Linked DNA regions of Homo sapiens: region 2 is linked to region 1. The links are chromatin loops, found by intact Hi-C in ENCODE. Cell type or tissue: psoas muscle. All regions are shown on one strand.

Region 1 (5,000 bases):
TGCCTCTTAGGTCTGTGGTTTTACTTCCTGTTATCCTACCTTCTGTGTTTGTTACTATTTTCTTTTGTACTTGATAGAAATCCTTTAAGTGCTATATTGCTATCAATATAATGCTTGTCCAAAGGTACAAATAACTTTAGTTATAATAAAATAACATTTGTATGACATAAATGTAACTTTTTAATTTTTTTTTGAGACGACGCCTCACCCTGTCACCCAGGCTGGAGTGCAGTGGCGCAATCTCGGCTTACTGCAACCTCTGCTTCCTGAGCTCAGGCGATCCCGCCTCAGTCTCCCGAGTAGCTGGGACTACAGGCACATGCCACCACACCCGGCTAGTTTTTATATTTTTAGTAGAGACAGGGTTTTGCCATGTTGCCCAGGCTGGTCTCAAACTCCTGGACTCAAGCATTCTGCCCACCTCGGCCTCCCAAAGTCCTGGGATTACAGCTGTGAGCCACCATGCCCGGCCATAATTATAACATTTTGACTAATATTTAAAAAAAAACAAAAAAAAAAACTTGAGGGAGTTGAGGTACTAAATTTTTAATATTTTCTCAACCACGTTTAACATATGATATGGTCTGGTTATTGTTAATTTCTGAAATCAAAGTTGTGTGCCCTGAAATGTAATTTAGTATCCCAAATACAAACTATTGAAGATAGAGTTAAAAAGCTTTGGATGGGGAGGACATTTCTCACTTTTACATACAGTTCACTGTAAGAGGCTACTTTAAGACAGATTTCCTTCCAATAAAGTGAAACTCTTTCTGCTCTTATACTGTATCATATACTGAAAATTCATGGGAATAATTAAAGAGCCTGTATAGACTTAAGAGATGAATCACCAAATGTGGGTAAATTATAAGCAGAAGAAAATAGGAGCTGCTCATGACTCAAGTAAAACAGAGAAATAAGATTGAAAATATAATTTTATTTTCATTCATGTATGCGTTTATTCATTCATACTTGCCTAGTCTTTAAAAGCCCATGTTCTATACTTATCTGAGGATAGTTTCCATTGAAGATAAAAGTGAAAATATTATTGGTTATCTGTCAGATTTTTGCAACTTTGGGTAATTCTACTCATGTACACATAGAGGGCATTCTAGGGATGACAGAAATTGATACAAATTAACTCCAGGTGCAGACTACTTTTTCCTTTGTTAAGGGGTAAAAATGAAGCTAAGAAGTTAAATAAGGCTGGGCATGGTGGCTTGTGGGAGGATTGCCTGAGCTCAGGAGTTCTACAACAGACTAGGCAACATAGTGAGACCCCATCTCTTAAAAAAAACATTAGCCGGGCATGGTGGCATATGCCTGTAGTCCCAGCCACTTGAGAGGCTGAAGTGGGAGGATTGCTTGAGCCTGGGTGGTTGAGGCTGCAATAAGCTGTGATCACACCACTGCATTCCAGCTTGGGTGACTCTGTCTCAAAAAAAAAAAAAAAAAAAAGAAGTTAAATTTTTTTCCAGTAAGTGGTAGCCACAATATGAGCTCAGGTCTTGTAAATCCAGGGTGTATGTGTAATCAGTCAAGTATCCAGTCAGAAGCCAGAAGCATACCAGAAATTTGAACAGGAATAATATAAAAAATTATTAACTGGTAACACGGATTAACTCCTAAAAGAAGTAAAGAGAACCTAAAGAATATAGGAATAAAGCTGGGTGTGGTGGCTCATGCCTGTATTCTTAGCACTTTGGAAGGCCGAAGTAGGAGGACTTCTTGAGCCAATGAGTTCAAGACCAGCATGGGCAACATAGCAAGACCCTATTTTTACAAGAAAATACATTTTTATGTTAGCCAGGTGTGGTGGTGCATGCCTGTAGTCCCAGCCACTGGGGAGGCTGAGATGGGAGGAGCTCTTGAACCCAGAAAGTTAAGGCTGTAGAGAGCCATGATCGCACCACTGCTTTCCAGCCTGGGTGACAGAGTGAGATCCTGTCTCAAAAAAAAAAAAAAAAAAAAAAAAAAGAATATAGAAATAGCAGATGCAGAGAGCAACCACTAGCTGTAAGGTAGATGGAGAGTACCCAAGGAAGGAACATACTTAGAAGACTCCCCACAAGCTCCTAACCTCCTCTTCCCCCATGCCAGGCTAAGATGCAGATCTTCTTGGGGCAAATGTGGCTATAGCAACTGGATAATAGAGAAGTTCACTGACATGCCACAGATTAGAGGTAGAGAGCTGGAAGCCATCAGCTGGGGTACTGGTAAAGCTTGCAGGGAAGCTGCCCACTAGGATGTCATTGAGACTTGCTGGAAAGCCACCTGCCGGGGCAGGTGTATGTAAAAGTGAGAAATGTCCTTCCCATCCAAAGCTTTTTAACTCTATCTTCAATAGTTTGTATTTGGGATACTAAATTACATTTCAGGGCACACAACTTTGATTTCAGAAATTAACAATAACCAGACCATATCATATGTTAAACGTGGTTGAGAAAATATTAAAAGCTTCCCGTTGGCACCCTGACATAAGAGCAAGAAGCACCAGAACCAGGAGTTGAGCACTTTCTTGGCAGTGTCCCTCCAGCACCACCTACTGATGTGGATAACTTTGTGCCTGCTGGCAAAGGAGAAATATTTTGAAGGTCCAGGTCCAATATTACAAAGCAGAGCAAAGATGGGTGGATTAGAAACTAAGGGACATAACTAGTGAAGGATGTTATCATCCTTCACTCATGTTATACTGCTTACTTTTCATGTTGTGCAATTATAAGGAGTAAGTAATTCTAAAATATATTACACTTTTTCCGTACATGGTACTTCAGTTTCAGTTTTCAGCTCAATTAGGAGCCATGCAACATCTGAAAGACCAATTGGAACAACGGACACGCATGATAGAAGCAAATATTCATCGGCAACAAGAAGAACTAAGAAAAATTCAAGAACAACTTCAGATGGTCCATGGTCAGGGGCTGCAGGTAATTGTTATATTTGAATACAAACAAAGCATCCCATTCACATTTTGGATTTCTAGGAAAATTAACTTTTCTTAATTAAAAGTGAGATGCAAGAGATACGTTTTATCAATTCAGTTCAATAAATATTCACTGGTTACCTACTCAGTATGATTATACTTACAGTCTCTAAAGATAATTTGTTTCTGAGGGTATTTCTGTCAACATCCTTGTTTCTCCAGTCATCTTTTTTTACCAGTCCAAATTTTAGTAAGTTTGAATCCATAATATAAAAATTATATTTTACATAAAGTTTTAGGTACATCTTGGGTACAGAATTTATAAATCAATCATCAGTAATATTTTTATTAAGATACCAGTATGTATGATTCAAATTAGTCTTATATGACCAACCAGCAGGACCACTCTAGGAGACTATGACTTTGGTAAAGGGAAACTTGGAGTGAAAACTACTTCTGTGTGATGTTATAAATTATAAATGATAAGTGATACAGAGCTGTCAATCCACAGACTAACACTAGTTACACTTTTTCTAACAATTGGAAACAAGATAACTGAAAGATTGAATATAAAGTTTCATATTTTATTCACTACTTATTTATTGCTAATTCTTCAAAGTGACTTAGCCTTGTTACTTGCTTTTTAAACATACTTTGTAGCTTGATTTTGCCTTCTTTTTAATGCTCATTCTTCTTTTCAATCTACAAAGCTCATTTTAACATAATCTTTATTTTTAAAGATGTTTTTGCAACAATCAAATCCTGGGTTGAATTTTGGTTCCGTTCAACTTTCTTCTGGAAATTCATCTAATATCCAGCAACTTGCACCTATAAATATGCAAGGCCAAGTTGTTCCTACTAACCAGATTCAAAGTGGAATGAATACTGGACACATTGGCACAACTCAGCACATGATACAACAACAGACTTTACAGAGTACATCAACTCAGGTAATGTTACTGAGCACAGCGGGCTATGGAGTGATCAGTGGTTGGAAGGCACACTATTGCTGAAGCAGAAATAAAGCTCTAATGATAAAATATCATTTCAAAATTTAATAGTATTTAGAAAGTATAGTATTGAGAGTGATTATTAAAATATTTTGTGCAAATCATGTTAGTATCAAATATTTTCAGCTTTTTTTTTTCTTTTTTTTTTTTTGAGACGGAGTTTTGCTCCTGTTGCCCAGGCTGGAGTGCAATGGCGTGACCTTAGATTACTGCAACCTCCGCCTCCTGGGTTGAAGCGATTCTCCTGCCCCAACCTCCCGAGTAGCTGGGATTATAGGCACCCACCACCATGCCAGGCTGATTTTCATATTTTTAGTAGAGATGGGGTTTCACCATGTTGGCCTGGCTGATCTCAAACTCCTGACCTCAGGTGATCGCCCACCTCAGCCTCCCAAAGTGCTGGGATTACAGGTGTGAGCCACTGCGCCTGGCTGAGCTTTAAAATATGTCACAATCTGTTTAAAGATGTAGTCTAGTAGTTATACCAAGTTCTTGTAACTTAGACTATTTCTGTGTTTAAAAGGTATGACTTGCTCAAGAGGCTGACCAGGAAGCCTGTTCCCATATGTGCAGAATAGACTGTTGGGGGAGGGGGCATAATGGTTTATTGAATATTCCAGAAAATGTTGGTAATTACTGTAGATCTGTGACTGTAAATCCCAAGGATTTAAATGAAAAATAGAAAAATGCCCACTAATTAGTCATTCACTTTGGGCATTTAACAGAAATTCTTTGAGTATATTTTATATCATCTCTATTACAATCACACTCCTTTCTAAAGTCATAGCTTGCCTTCCAGCAAGATATTCAAGACTAATTCATTCTCAGTTACCACGAGTCATTCCTTTGTGGTTATATTTCCCCCAGAGTAATATATCCTGCCACTTCTTTCTCTGTCATATTGTCATATTGTTAGAATGATGAATTCTAGCATACTTCCCAAATAATTATTTTCAGTTAATCTGTCTATAAAATCTCTTTATTTTTAACAGAGTCAACAAAATGTACTGAGTGGGCACAGTCAGCAAACATCTCTACCCAGTCAGACACAGAGCACTCTTACAGCCCCA
Region 2 (5,000 bases), 430 kb before region 1:
CGTTTTAATGAAGCTTGTCTCTCTCATACCATATTTCACAATTTACCAAGCAAATGACCTTCTTGATATAGCTTGAATTAAGAAACACAAATAGAGAAATCATTCAAAACAGTCTACATTTATGGTATTCCCATTAGAGTTTGTAATATTTAAAACAACAGATAAAAAAAAGTAGAATATAAAGTCTTAGAGCTTGGAATTGGAACCTTGGTCATCTGAGTCTTACTTCTGTCTTGGAGCAGATTCAAATTGAAAATACAATTTCCCAACAACAAGCAAAAGGCAAACCAAGACAGATTTATTTGATGTAATTTTCACTCAATCTAATTTGCCTAGATAGCCAGAAGTTATTTGTCAGCATTTTGTGAAAACTGTATTAAAATTACACAGACTGCTAGAGTTTTGGAGCTAGTTAACTCATTTCCTGATAAGGTTACCTAAAGCTAATTATGAATGTGTATCATACTAGTTGGTACACATTAGCTAAATAAGCGTCCTGAATTTAAATTCTTTTAAGTTAAAAGGGATTTCTTTCACCTAATTTATATACTGTACTATATACACAAAATAACCTAGTGGTTATGAATTTTAAAAAATTTTCTTTTAAATACAGACTATTCAGAAGGAAACATTTCTGGCCTAGAGGAAATGAGGAGTTCCTTGGTAACTGAGAAAGAAAGATGGGAGTATAAGACATGCCAAGTACAAAAACCCACATCATTATCCATGTCCCTTCTTCATAAATGTTTTCAAATCAGTCTGTTGGAAAATTTTCTTCATGTGAGAATATATCCCAATTTAAAATGGAAATTAAAAAGAAAAAAGGACCCATTATACAGAAATTACATATAAAATGGTAGAAAACAACCAATACACTTCTCAGATTCATCTTACTGATATCTACTTAGGTTAACTTGGGAAACTGAACTAGAGATGGCAGAAAAATATCACAAAATGAAACTGACCAGTTCAAAATAACAAGAACTAGAACACAGGGGCAACAGAAGTTCACAGCTACCACAGATGTTATACACAAGGTATATTAATAGGTCCATAATCCCTTTCTGTAATTCTGACAGCCAAAAAGCTCTGAAAACTCAGACTAAGCTTGGCACCAAAACAATTTTGATGGTAAAATGTGACCTGAACTGACATGGGCCTATTTATAGTGCTTAGAGTGACTATTCATATTTTTTGTTGCAAAAACATGTGCTTGGAGTGATTATATAATATACAGTATATATACTGTATTGCTTTTCTAAAATCTGAAACATTCTAAAAACACTCCTGACCCCCAGAATTCTGGATAACGGAGCGTAGACCTATGTGGATATTCTTTTCTGGGTGGCTACCTGAATATAAAACAATCACATCTTCCAAAAGAATCAATGAGGACTAAGAGCTAAAGTGTTGAAGAATGGAACAATTCTGTATTTTTAGAATGCCTGGGCTACCATATCTTTTCTGTAAGGGCTAACAATAAAGATGAACAAAATCAATAATATTAAGTAAAATACACAGGCATTACCATTGGACTATTATCTATTTCTATGTTGCCAAAGGTCAATATAAACATTCTATTACAGAAATGTTTTCTAACCAAGATGCCAGAAGGATAATCAGGATTCTACAGCATCACATGTATTAGATACTAGCCAGATATAGATATTATAGTTTTAGGTCTATAAATGTCTCCAAATTGTGTTTTATTTTTTAAAAATTTATTTTTATTAATAGAGATGGAGTCTTACTATGCTGCCCAGGTTGCCCCCAAACTCCTGGGCTCAAGTTATTGGCCCACTTCAGCCTCCCAAAGTGCTGGAATTACAGGTGTGAGCCACTGCGCCTGGCCTAAACTATGTGCCTTAATTGGTCACGCTGATTAAAGGGGAAGAATATTTGACAGACTTATATCATACAAATGTTTACCAAATAGTTTTTATTAGTAACAATGTATCGTTATCCAAAACAATCTTCCTCATTAATTTTTCTCAATGATTCAAGACTCAAAATTATTGTCTATGTTCTTCTACTACTGTTTACTCAGGCACAAATGTCAATTAACTTGTTCAAGGTAACCCAGCTAGGAGGTAGGAGAGTCAGGATTTTGAACCCAGGAAGTTTGGCTCTAGTGTCTGCACTCTTAAGCACTTTGCTATAGTGACTTTTTTAAAGAAATGATACATTGGGGTCAAAATTTGAATAAATTTTCAAGATTTGGAACTCCTTCTTTCTGTTATGGCATACTTACTTATTCTTTTCTTAAAAAAAAAATCTGAGCAAAGTTCCAACAAACCTCACAAAAATAGATCTTAATCACAAGTCTTTCTAAGCTTTTAACCAGAGATCATCAATCCGTGTTTACAAATATGCTTAAGGAAACAATTTTTGTAAAAGAAATTGAATGCTGGTGGTCTGCAATACAGGTTTTATTTTATTATAGCTTGTTTCTGTATATGTATGTTGAGAGAAAAATTTCTAAACTTAAGCATATGGTAAAAAGTTCCACAACTTCAGTTTTTTCCTGGTTGTACTTTTAGTTCAGTGCATTTCAGTTTATTTTCATTTTCTCTAAGTTATGTACATAATCAGTCTCATCATGTTGCTAAAGGCAAAAGTAGATAGAATCATGAGGTCTCTGTAGAACCAAAGGGGGAAACAAAAGGCAGAGAGTAGTTATCAAAATAAATCTTTCAAAAAACAACCAAAACAATTTTTTAAAGGACATATTCTTTATGCAAATATTTCCTCAATTTCATTAGCCTTAATTTGACTGTTTTCAATATCATAATCCTAATTAGTGTAAACTGACCAGATTCTCATTCTTGATCTTTCTAGATACAGAAATCCCTAGTAAATGTAAAAATTATGGGCAAGAGCCTATAATTTCAGGGGAAGTTGAGTGTGTAAGATCTGAAAGATCTAAAAGAAGCTAACTACTCTTTATGTAACATTACTCTCATATTATATTACAGTGATTATTATATTAAAATACACTTCAAGTTTCACTTAAGTATAGATAACACAGAAGTATTAATAGGAAAGTTGCATTACAGATAGCATGCTCTGGATCAGTCATTCCCAAATGCAAGATGTTTTTCCTGGCCTATAGCAATAAGAAAAAGTACAATGAAAGAAGTGAGTCCTTCATAAGGGTAAATGTATTAATTTTTAAAATCGGAAAGGAAATTCTTATTCTTTTAGTGCCAAAATGTCATTTTTAAAATGAAAAGATAATGAAAGTGGATAATAGTATTTCTTTTTAAAGGTCTTTATTTGGTAAAATAAAAAAATTGGTGATTTGGTCAGTCTCCGAATTTTATTTCTTTTAATTTTACTAATTTGTGAATTTTAAAAAGACTGAGAATCAATGCTTTGAAATTACTGTTATATTGTGAATAGATTATTTTCACTGGATTCTTCAGTACAATATTTGTAAATGTTGTAACTATACATTTGCTATAAACTGTATTGCATGGACTCGTTCAAGTCCTACCTTATCTGCAATTCCTTCCATATCTCACTCCTTAAATTCTCAATAAACTCACTTTTGATTAAACCTTTTTAGCACTTACAGTCCACAGTTCTACAATTAGCAATTTATTACATACATTGCTAATGTACATTAGTCTTAACTCCTTACAAAGAGTAAGTACATTAGTTTTAATTCCTTCTTACAAGCATCTTGAGGGTAGGAACTATTGCTTATTCTTATATATGGTAGACAGTGAGTACATAATAAGCATACAATGAAAATTCTGTGATTGCCAAAGAGGTGTACCATATTATTTTAATCAATTTTCCCAGCTTGTCTCCCTACCAGGAATAGAAATACCCATGTTTCTCAACAATTTTGCTAGGTGACCTGATGCACTGAATGCAACACTAAGAAAATCTTTCTTATGTGTGGGATATCTTCTTCCACCGTTTTTGGCACACCCCAGGTTGTCGCAGCGTTCTGATTTTTAACATGCATCACTCACATGTAATAACACATATCAGCTTTTCAGAAATGGGAAGCATTCATTTTAAACGAGGCCATTAGTTTACAAGGCAAGAAGCAAAATCATAAATAACTGCATGTTACAACAAACAGTTAAGGGTACAGAAAAGACTATTGTTTACTGGCTGGTATTTTCAATACTATCTAACAAATGTGGATAACATAATTGTCAACAGTGTCATTTTTAAAAACTAAGGAATTGTATAGAAATAGATGTTATTGAAGTAAGTACCTAACAAAAACATGAATTAGTATTTCCTATGTGACATTTAAGCTTACTTTTTTCTCGACACTTTTCAGTCAAGTGGAATGTTAAGGGAATCTCTCTGATTCCCCCCTACCGTGCTTTTAGTTAGGTGGTCTTCCTTTACACTCCCACAGTCTCGCTGTCATAACATTTATCCCTCTTGAGTATATTATTTGTTTGTCTCGCTTCCCTAGACTGTGAACTACTAGAGGACAGGATTGGTCTCTCATTTATCCCAAGTTAATGTCTGGTATGTACCTCAATCACCTGGCAATACTAAATAAATGAAGGATTAATATTACTACTATTACTAAATGAAGGAGTAATATTACTATTTATTACTAAATGGAGTGAAAAAATGACAGAAAGAAAAGCAAGCAGAATGAGATTAAATGCTTTTTTGGCCAAAATAGTCTCTACTATGGGACATTTAAAAACTGCTACGAATGTGGTTAACAGGTAGCTTAAATCAGTAAGTTATAATCTGTAAAGATTCGGCTGCTGTTAAGTTTAGCAAACTTTATAGAAAAAAAAAAACAGAATCAGAGAAGCTTGAGCCAAATTTGATGTACTCACAGGAACCGAAAGAAAGTAGGACCTGTTATAGAGTTGAAGGAGGGCCTGAGTAAACTAATTGGAAATAAAATATAGTAAATACAATTGTTTTAGAATATTGCAAAGTGAAAATAAAGTAAAAATCCATTGTTTTCAGGCAGTATTTCTTGATGAACGAGATATTCCCCCAATTTT

What was found. A loop is a pair of places that touch in the nucleus more often than their neighbours do. Peaks named below come from ENCODE experiments on the same cell type or tissue, not always from the same donor. Only the 100,000 strongest peaks of a DNase experiment are listed, where the experiment ranks them.
Region 2: it touches region 1 in a loop (3-fold over the local background); 16 of 110 quality-filtered maps call a loop at or near these places.

Annotation. Positions count from the first base shown.
Region 1 is chr4:55,442,557-55,447,556 of GRCh38, reverse strand. It overlaps CLOCK (clock circadian regulator), which reads left to right. Exons shown (of 23, transcript NM_004898.4): 19 at 2,772-2,924; 20 at 3,661-3,870; 21 at 4,923-5,000. It also overlaps a transcript of TMEM165 not described here. Among named protein-coding and RNA genes, the nearest start is that of TMEM165, 49 kb to the right of the region's middle. In psoas muscle, no CTCF peak of the experiment used is centred here; no DNase peak of the experiment used is centred here.
Region 2 is chr4:55,872,635-55,877,634 of GRCh38, reverse strand. The region is part of intron 8 of EXOC1 (exocyst complex component 1); the gene reads right to left. Among named protein-coding and RNA genes, the nearest start is that of EXOC1, 21 kb to the right of the region's middle. In psoas muscle, no CTCF peak of the experiment used is centred here; no DNase peak of the experiment used is centred here; H3K27ac peaks cover 1,213 bases.